Regions from separate parts of the Mus musculus genome. Here region 2 is linked to region 1. Evidence: chromatin loops called from intact Hi-C (ENCODE). Cell type or tissue: left cerebral cortex. All regions are shown on one strand.

Evidence for each region. Peaks named below come from ENCODE experiments on the same cell type or tissue, not always from the same donor. Only the 100,000 strongest peaks of a DNase experiment are listed, where the experiment ranks them.
Region 2: a loop joins it to region 1, with 10 times the contacts of the local background. A loop is called at or near these places in 1 of 42 quality-filtered maps.

Annotation. Positions count from the first base shown.
Region 1 is chr15:85,371,442-85,376,441 of GRCm38, forward strand. It overlaps Atxn10 (ataxin 10), which reads left to right. Exons shown (of 12, transcript NM_016843.4): 4 at 3,881-3,977. Among named protein-coding and RNA genes, the nearest start is that of Gm23517, 23 kb to the left of the region's middle. In left cerebral cortex, a CTCF peak has its summit at 2,033 (motif pointing right); a DNase peak (open chromatin) is centred at 1,857.
Region 2 is chr15:85,425,636-85,430,635 of GRCm38, forward strand. The region is part of intron 9 of Atxn10 (ataxin 10); the gene reads left to right. Among named protein-coding and RNA genes, the nearest start is that of 7530416G11Rik, 75 kb to the right of the region's middle. In left cerebral cortex, no CTCF peak of the experiment used is centred here; DNase peaks (open chromatin) are centred at 1,906 and 2,708.

The sequences.
Region 1 (5,000 bases):
CAGTGGATTGCTTAGTAAATTTGGGTCTTCGGCACTTTCTTGAAATGCCTGGCAAGAATTCTGACAGTTCCATGGTCTTAGTAAATGGAAACAAAATAAAACCAGAATTACCAAGAACGTTAAGTTTCGGTCCCTCCTGAAATGAGAACAAGCGACAGGATCTCCGAGTGCACTTGTGCCTCACGTCCCACTTTTGGTATGGACTAATTTGTAAGGACTCAGAGTGGACAGAAGAAAATAAAATTCTAAGAACAGGCTATGAGAAGCCCTTGAATTTAATTCTTTCTTTATTCAGTATTTTTATCTATTGGTATAAACTTGAATCTTGTGTTCAGTTTCCTTAAATTATATTAAATTATTTAGTTTTGGGGTGCTGGCTGCTAGCATTGCTGATGCAGTGCTTTGTGGGAGCTGGGCCTGGAGAAACTGTCCCTAGAGCAGAGCAGAGCAGAGGAGGGCGTCCAGTAAGTCTCGGGGACACTGCTGGCAGCAGGAGTGTCTTGAGAGCACCCCCCTATCTTTCCATTTTTGGATCTTGTCAGATATTTTTCTCCATAAAGCTTTTTTATTTCCCTGTTTTTCTGTTGTCTTATCTGTCTTTTAAAAATGGTTTGTAGCCAGGTGGAACGGCTCATACTTTTAATCTCAGCACTTGGGAGGCAGAGACAGAGGCAGGTGGATCTCTGTGAGTTCTGAGGCCAGCCTGGTCTACGTAGTGAGTTCCAGGACAGCCAGGACTACACAGTGAGACCCTGTCTCAAGAAGAAACAAAAGAAAAACAAAGGTTTATTAGGAGCTCTTTGAATATGCTGTGAGTCTGAAGGTAGTTGTGTATTTTATCTTCCTATTTTGTGGTAATATTTCTGTTTTTTTTTTTTTTTGGTTTTTGGTTTTTGGTTTTTGGAGACATGGTTTCTCTGTGTAGCTGGCTAGCCTGGAACTAGAACTCACTCTATAGACCAGGCTGGCCTCAAACTCAGAAATCTGCCTGCCTCTGCCTCCTAAGTGCTGGGACTAAAGGCATGCTCCACCACTGCCCGGCAATATTTCTGTTTTTATTGCATGGTGTCATCTGAGAAAAAGTGTTACTATATTTAAAATTTATTAATATTTAAAAACTGTCCAGTGTTTTTAAATATTTTGACTTTGGTGCGTATGTTCAGATCAGTGGCTAGAATGGGATTTTCTGTCCTGTGTGAGGAAGTACAGCATTGTCAGGGTTTCTGTGCCGATACCTGGGCACCCCACTGCTAATTCTCATATAGAACATCGCTTATTTAATGACTGGCTGCCAATACTCTTCTTAGTATTGGTTCCAGTCAAGTTCTTGTTCTAGTCCACTGCTCTGTTTAGTTCTTTCTGTCTTGGTTCCACCCTGTTGTACCTACCGTTAACTGAACTAGCCGGTCGTAGTCTGTGAGTCTGTGAGCATAGGTTCTCTTTTTACTTTCCGACAGTGTCATAGCTATTAACAGCCCTCTGTATCTTCATATACATTTTTAGAATGGCTTTACTAAGTTTCCAACAAATATTGCACATCAAGCAGGATGTGCAGTGATAAGTGTGTGTGTGTGTGTGTGTACTCTCTTCTACTTGGATCTAGACCGACAGTTACATTTAACCTCTTTATAGAAGCTGAGTCACATGCTCTGCCTAGTCCTTTCCTTACTTAGTTGTACTTCAACACCTCCATCTTATTTTGTAATTCCTTCTTAGATAGTGTACTCATCACTGTCACTCATATTTTGGCACTTAAAAACACTTTCCTTTTAGATTTGCTTGTATGCCTTTTGCCTGCATGTATCTGTGTACCACATGGAGGATGTCCAAGCCCCTGGAACTAGAGTTGTAGGTGGCCACCAGCTGCCATGTGGGTGCTGGGAACCCTGGATCCTCTACAAGAGCAGCTAGTGCTCATAACTGCTGGGCAGCTCTCCAGCCCCATATATTGGTACTTTTAAAAAAAGATTTATTTATTTATTATATGTGTCTATACTGTAGCTGTCTTCAGACACTCCAGAAGAGGGCATCATATTTTATTATGGATGGTTGTGAGCCACCATGTGGTTGCTGGTGGGATTTGAACTCAGGACCTTCAGAAGAGCAGTCAGTGTTCTTAACCGCTGAGCCATCTCTCCAGCCCATGGTACTTTCATAAATGGTGTCCTTGCCCTGGTCCCATGTCATCCTCCCCTCTTACTGGAGGTTGAGACCTGAGCCCAGGATCTTGGCAAGGGTATCACTCTTTGTATCCCTTAGCCCGATGTCTTTATGCTTGATTGTTTCCTGAATGTAGAACTATGGTTTGTTTTTTTCTTTAATACTGACTTTGGTGAAGCAACATTTGTAAGCTTTTCTTAAAATTTGTATATTTTCTTATTTAAAAAAAAAACCTTTCGGGCTGGAGAGATTACTCAGCAGTGACTGCTCTTCCGAAGGTCCCGAGTTCAAATCCCAGCAACCACATGGTGGCTCACAACCATCTGTAATGAGATCTGACAACCTCTTCTGGTGTGTCTGAAGACAGCTACAGTGTACTTACATATAATAAGTAAATCTTAAAAAATAACTTTCAAATAAATAAGCGTTTTCAAGAATGCAGACAACGTACGAATTTAAATATCCTACAAGCATTAGCCTTTCGTTGGTAGTGTGGGATATGATCGTTTGATTTGTTTGGTTTTTTTTTTTTTTAGCTCTTGGGTCTTTTGTCTTGCTGGCAGTGATACTTTTGTACTCTTCATAAATGGTGATTGCAAATTCCTTAGCTTTCTCTTTCAAAAAAGACTACTTGTCACTATGTGTGGCCATTATTAATTCTAAAGTGCACTGTAGACTTTTTGTTTATTCCTATTTTTAGGCTAAAGCAGCCCCTGAATGGAGGTCCTTGGTAATTTTCAGCCTCTGCCTTAATTGCACGAATATCACTTTCATGTGTGTCTTGATACTTTGTTAATGATGTTGCTGTGACCTTATGTGTTTCACTTGTGAGAAATTGGCGAACTGTTTTCCCAAGTGACTGTACCATGTCCCCTTCTTGCCTGAAGTAAGTGGAGTCCGTGTTCCACCACTCCCTAGCCTTTGCTGTGGTCACTTTCCAAACTTTGGGCCAGACTGGTCTTGTCATGGTTTTTGTTTGTTTGTTTGTTTGTTTTGTTTTTTGAGACAGGGTTTCTCTGTATAGCCCTGGCTGCCCTGGAACTCACTTTGTAGACCAGGCTGGCCTTGAACTCAGAAATCCGCCTGCCTCTGCCTCCTGAGTGGGCATGTTTTTTATTAGCATGATCCTCCTGTCTCAGCATCTGGAGGTGCCTTGATTACAGACATGTGCAGACGTGATCTAATTTGTAGTCATCTTTTAATTGGAGCACATATTCCAATGATATTTCATGTAATTATATTTGAGTTTATAATCTTTTAGAAGTTAATTTCATGTAGTGTTGTTTTGATGAGGCATATTAATTTTATGCTTAGAATTTCTTTTTCTTTTCTTTTTTCTTTTTTTTCCAAGATAGGGTTTCTCTGTATAGTCCGGGCTGTCCTAGAACTCACTCTGTAGACCAGGCCTGCCTCTGCCTCCCAAGTGCTGGGATTAAAGGCGTGCGCCACCACTGCCCTGCTCATGCTTAGAATTTCATTGTGGAGTGAGACTATTAGACAATCAATCTATCAGTCAGTCACTTTCTTCCTCTCTCTTCTCCCCTCCCATCTCTCCTTCTTCCCCTTCATGCCTCTCTCCCTCCACCCTCTTCTTCCCCTCTTTTGTCTCTCCTCTCCCTCTCTCCCCAGTTCTATAACATTGGAAATGTTTCTTACTAAGATGTATTTATTCACTATGTTGAGTCTGTTATCTTCAGCTTTTACTTTTTTATATTCCTAGCTTTTCGATGTGGCCTGCAGTTTTTAGGCAACGTTGCCTCACGAAATGAAGAATCCCAGTCCATTGTTTGGGTCCACGCCTTCCCAGAACTCTTCATGTGAGTATGATGTTAGGATTTTTTTCTATTGACTTCTGAAAAGATCATGGTTATAGTTCCATTTATATGAAGTTCAAAGGCAGGAGAAACAAGACTGCAGGAGTCAGCTCTCTGCTTTCACCCTTGCTGGGTTCTGGAGACTGAGCTCAGGTCACCAGGCTTGGCCGCAGAGACACCCTGACTGGCTGAGTGATCTCAGTGGCCCACATCATGCTTTTTTAACAACAGGGTCTCACTTTGTAACTCTGGTTGCCTGGTCTAGAACTTGATATGTTGACCAGGCTAGGCCTTGTAACTTACAAGAGAGCCACCTGCCTTTGTCTCCTGAGTACTGCCATTAGTAGTGTATATCACCATGCCTGAGTCGTGAAGTTAACGCGAGGACAAAACCCAAATGTTGGGATGAGCCATGACATAATTCATAATTAGTAAGTAACTCACTAAGTAGGTGATAGGCTCTAGGAATTGTGTTATGACTCTTGACTCCAAGTTCTTCTGTTTGAAATCTGTCCCTTATGACCATGATGTACATGCTTATAATCTTTTTACAATTTTCAACTGTTTGTTCTTTCTAACAAGAATAAACATCTTTAATGCTTTGGAAATGTGATCATTTTTATTTTTTCTCTATTCAAATGTTAGTTTCAATTATGAGTCCTAAGTCAAATGTAACTTTTTATTGTCTTTTTTGAGATTTATCCTTACTTATAATTGTGTGTGTGTGTGTGTGTGTGTGTGTGTGTGTGTGTGTGTGAGTAAATGTCCGTAGGTGCATAGTATGTAGGAGCAAAGTTGCTCTCAGCCAAGCCTGTTAGTTCCCTTGGAGCCTGAGTTACAGGCAGCTGTAAGCCGCCATGGGTACCTGCTAGGAACCTTGGATCCTTTGCATGAACAATTTATGCTTTTAATCACAGAACCGTCTCTCCAGTCCCATTTTATCGTATCTTACTGTTGTATTTACTGTTTTTATAGCCAAAGATTATGCTTTTTTCCACAGCATTATTACCTTTATTATATCCTAAA
Region 2 (5,000 bases), 54 kb after region 1:
GGGGAAGGGAGTCAAGAGGGTAGTAGAGGCAGAGAGAGAGGGGGGGCGGGGCAGGCCATGAGCATGTGGAGAGGGGGAAGGGAAGCAGAGAAAGAGCAAGAGAGAAGAGAGCCGTGTCCTTTAGTCTTAATTTATACATGGTCTGTGGCTTTGTTTGGGCATTTTTTATTATTATTATCTGTCATTTGCTTGGTTTTTGTTGTTGTTTTGTTCTGTTTTCTTTTTGTGTATATGTTTCCCTCCCTCCCTCCCTCCCTCCCTCCCTCTCTCCCTCCCTCCCTCCCTCCCTCTCTCCCTCCCTCCCTCCCTTCCTTCTCTTAAAAGAACTGAAGTGGAGAAGATCTGAGAAAAATTAGGGGAGGGGAATACATGTTCAAAATCTGTTTTATGGATTTTTTTAAAATAAAAAATGTTTTAAAAAAGAAAAAAGAAGGGATTTCTGACTTTTAGATGTCAGCACCAAAATGATCCATGAAGAAAGATCCCTTATAAAATAACTAGATGTTCTGAGATGATGAAGGTCTCCTCCAGACACTGAGGAAATTCTATAGACTTCCTGCTTGTTGTTCAGGACTGGAGAGTTCCTTCCTTCCTTCCTTCCTTCCTTCCTTCCTTCCTTCCTTCCTTCCTTCCTTCCTTCCTTCCTTTCTTTCATGGTTGTGAGCCACCATGTGGTTGCTGGGGATTGAACTCAGGACCTCTAGAAGAACAGTCAGTGCTTTTAACAGCTGAGCCATCTCTCCAGCCTAGTTTTCAGTATATTTCACCTGTCTCAGGGGACCCAAGAAGAGCTCTAAAGTTCTAAACTCTCCAGTCCTGAACAACAAGAAGGAAGTCTATAGAATTTTCTCAGTGTCTGGAGTAGACCTTCATCATCTCAGAACATCTAGCTATTTTATATTGTTTTAGCCATCCTCTCTGCCCCTCGTCCTCCCTAATTTTTTTTTAATGTTTGAGACAGAGCTTTGTTATAGAGTGCACACTAGCTTTGTGTGTCCACGTCTGCCTATCTTTGGAATGCCAGGATTACAGACATTACACTATCATACCTGCCATTATTTTTTCTGGAGATGAGAAATATTTTCACGGAGTTGGAAAAAATTGAGTGCATAAAGTTATAATTAAACAGACATGAGTTTTGCCAGCCACTAAGCTGTGTGACTTTGTACTAGTTAAGCGATCCAAGTCTCCTGCTCCTTCTCTGCTGGATGGGGATGCTGCCTTGCATACCTGTCTGAGAATCAGATACTGACACAGAGTTCATCATCGTGCCACCATCTTGTAGCAGAACTAGTAGCTTCTGAACTGCATCTGTCTGCTGTGTGGACCTAACCTCAGTAACAGGCAGGCACTTCAAGGTTGTCCCATTTGATGGTGGCAGCCACATGATTCCCCTAGAAGTCTCTGCAAGCTTTTCTATAAGAGAAGACATACATTTGGTTTTCCCCAGGTTTCTCATTAACCTTATCCCTTGCCATGTCCAGAGGACCCTCAGTGTAGAATAATCCCCAAACAAGTGTCCTGTCCACACATATGTGAGATGCTTGTTCCCATCTAGTGTGGCAGGTTCCTAGATGATCCAGAGGGTCAGTCTTCCAGTGGATATTAACACCACAGATAAGTTGAGCACCAGGTCCAAGACTTAGTTATTAAAGGCCAGAGCTCAGCAGATATTGCAAAGAAAATTGAGATTCTGACCATGGGTTAAAAATTAAAGACCAAACACATTCAGGACCGAATGCTGTTTGTCCAGGCACTGAAGTGTAGCGTTGTAAGGTGAGGCATTATGGGTGGGAATTGCACCTTAAGCAGGCAAGATGGAGTGCGTATTTTTACAGGCTCGCTGTGTAGGTTGTTTTTCATCTCAGTGGAGCTGTGCCTGTCAGCACAGTTGTGCCAGAACAACTCAGAGCTGCATGCTTTCTCAGCCACTGCCATGGTTTCCCATCCCTTTTTGTGTTAAGCTTTCTCAAGTCGTATCTTGTGGCTGGGAAGCTGCATCTAGGTGGAGTGGAGGTTTAAGTAGTGTGTACTCAAGTGCGTTAAAGAAGTGCTTTTCTATTCATATTTTCTTCTGCTTCAAATCAAAGGGCTTTCATGTAAAGCTCTTTAAATATGTCACTGGCCATCTTTGATGGTTTACTTTATTAAACTGCCTTTAAGAAATGACAGTCCTAGAAAGCCAACACTAATGAATCAACAGGTTTAAACTTTTCTACAAAGAATACAACAGAATGCCATAAGTAAAAGTATAACTCGGAGTGATTGTATTGATGCCTTTCACTCATGGTACCTTCTAGAAGCTGGGTACTGTCCTAGTCTGTCTTCTCACATTTGACTCAGGCGGCCGGCCTCTGGTTGGGATGGAGCTTTGGTTTGGTTCGTTTCCCCGACTTTCGTGTGAGAGGCGGCCATCATCCCTTGAAGCTGTGCAGATGACAGTGCCAGTCTCCCCTCCCTGTCCTTGTGACCCCCAGTGGCTTTCCTGCCATGGCTCCTTGGTTGAGAGAAGGTCCACGAAGAAAAAGGCTAAGGCAGAGCCCCTCCTGTGGACTCCAGTGCTCAAATCCAAATCCCTGGCCATGCTTTGACATCTAGTTTGAAGTGTCTGCTTGGTTTGTAACTGGGGAAAGTGTCAGCAGACACCTTTTGTAGGGACGCACTGCGTGAGCGTTCATTCTTCAAATGCTGCCCGAGTTCCCGCCTCTGCACAGTCTCCTCATTTAAGACCAGTTGGGTAGTGGGTGTTATGTGTTTGTTGGATTATTTTTAGTCTTGTGTCTAGAAGTAAAGTCTTTAAATAGTCTAAAAATAGTCTTTAAAACTAGCTGACTTCATTCATCATTTAAGTAAAGCATACCAGATGGTGGAAGATTTTGTGAGAAAATTGTCTAAATTCCTGTGCAGTTGTCATTTAAAAAAAAAAAAGGTAAGGGGCAGTTTACCACTGGGCATCACAGATATAAAGATGCTTGTCTTTATTACTGTCTTTGGTATATAGTGAGCTTCTTGGAACTTAATAGCTGAACTTAGAAAATATTTCGCATTAATCATGGGGTCAACTTTCTTAAAACTGCAGCCCTTTAATACAGTTCCTCATATTGTGGTGATCCCAACCATAAATTATTTTTGTTACTACTTGATAACTGTAATTTTGCTACTGTTAAGAAATTTAATGTAAATATTTGATATGCAGGGTATCTGATATGCACCCCCTATGGAAAAGTTGTTTGACACTCTCCCAAGGGGTCTTGGCCCACAGGTTGAGAACTGCTATTCTAGCTGCCCAAGAACACAGCTATATTTTTGAAGAACTACTGCGGTTTGCATAACAACTGACTTACTCAGTTGTGTACTGCAGTGTGCTGAGGCATGCTGCGGTGTGCTATAGCACTGCAGTGTGCCATGGTGTGCTGCAGTGTTCTGTGGTGTGTTGCAGTGTGCTGAGGCGTGCTGCAGTGTGCTATAGCACTGCAGTGTGCTGTGGCGTGCTGCAGTGGGTTGTTTTTCACACTTTGTCCGCACATGCTTTTCTTCCCTGGCAGTTTCCTGGGTGAGGAGGGTTATTGAGGGATGAGGTCTCAGAGCCCTGTCCCTTGCAGTGTGCCATACAGTTCTTGAGGAGCTTTCTGTGCCACTCTTCCCCCACGACATGTTGGGTATGTACTCGTCCATCTTCCCTGTCTTCATAGTTAGTACTCTGTTGATTCCGCCTTGCTCAGTTTCAACACCCTCTATGGATGACCCTGGAATATGTCAATTGGTCAGAGCTTTTATTGTTAGAGCCTTTATTTCCAAAAACATTTAGTTCAGAAAACCTAAGCTGGTGGGAAAATGATCAGTCTTTCTAATAACACACGGCCAAGTAATTCACTGTTCAGTAAAGTTTTTATTAAAATGTAATTATGGGTATAGCAGTATGTCATTAGGAATCATTTTATTGCTGTGTTCCTTTAGCAGAAATAAAGTATTACGTTTCCCTCTAGGTCCATGATTTAGCTAGTCTAAAGTTCTTGGTTGTTTTGGCAGTGTGAGGTATGGGTTTCCTCTCATGGAGTGGGCTTTGAACACAAGCAAAAAGTCAGTTACTGCCATGACACTTGTGCTGCTGGTGCGCCAGTCTATCTTGCAGGTGGGTCAGGGCGATACTGAGTGTGTAGAGTGCTTTCCAGGACTGAATTCTAGTTGGTCGGGATACAGCTCCTCAGTGAGGCACCAGCTTGACTTCTCCATGTTTCATGACATAAGTAAATGCTGTTTTCAGCAGTTGGGCCTTGCCATCAGGTTGTACAGAGCAACTGATAGCCTTGGTCACAACTGATAGCCTGTGACATTTGGCAGGGTGGGGATCCCATGAAGCCCCTTTGGCCAATGACTCAGTGAGATGTAACTCATTCCTGCCAGTGGAAGTTTTACTTGGTGGCATAGGATGTTTACTTGAGGCATTGTCTTCACGGTTATTTGGTGACACCATTTGTTATGTCTTCAGTGGTGGATGCCACAGTCACACATGCGGCAGATCTCATGAGGTCAGTCGATTGGTGGATGTGCAGAGGCTCCCTCTGAGGGAGGGTGGGAAGGGAGAGAGGGCAGGAAGAGGAGGTACTGTCTTTTTCAAGGGGGTATAGCTCATGCATGAGGGGAGAATATTTGACTTTTCTCAACAATGGAAATATGTTGTGTTTGGGTAGCTATTGATGACGGGACCTGCTGTGTCTCTCCAGGTTACTGAACGTGGGCTTAGGGGTGAGGTTTCCCAGCACCTTTCTTTCATGTTTGTATATATTTTAGGACTCTTCTACAGTGGTGGGCTTCAGGTGGTTTTTTCAGATGGCCTTCAGCATTAGTTGTCTCTCCCTGTAATCCCCCCCTTACCTATCTCTCCTATCATAATGACTATTCTTAGCATCTAGCACAGTATAGCATTTCTTCCTAGTCTCAGGGCATGAGCCACCAGTGCCCGTTAGCTACCTAGAATCTTGATGTTTACCCTCCCCACC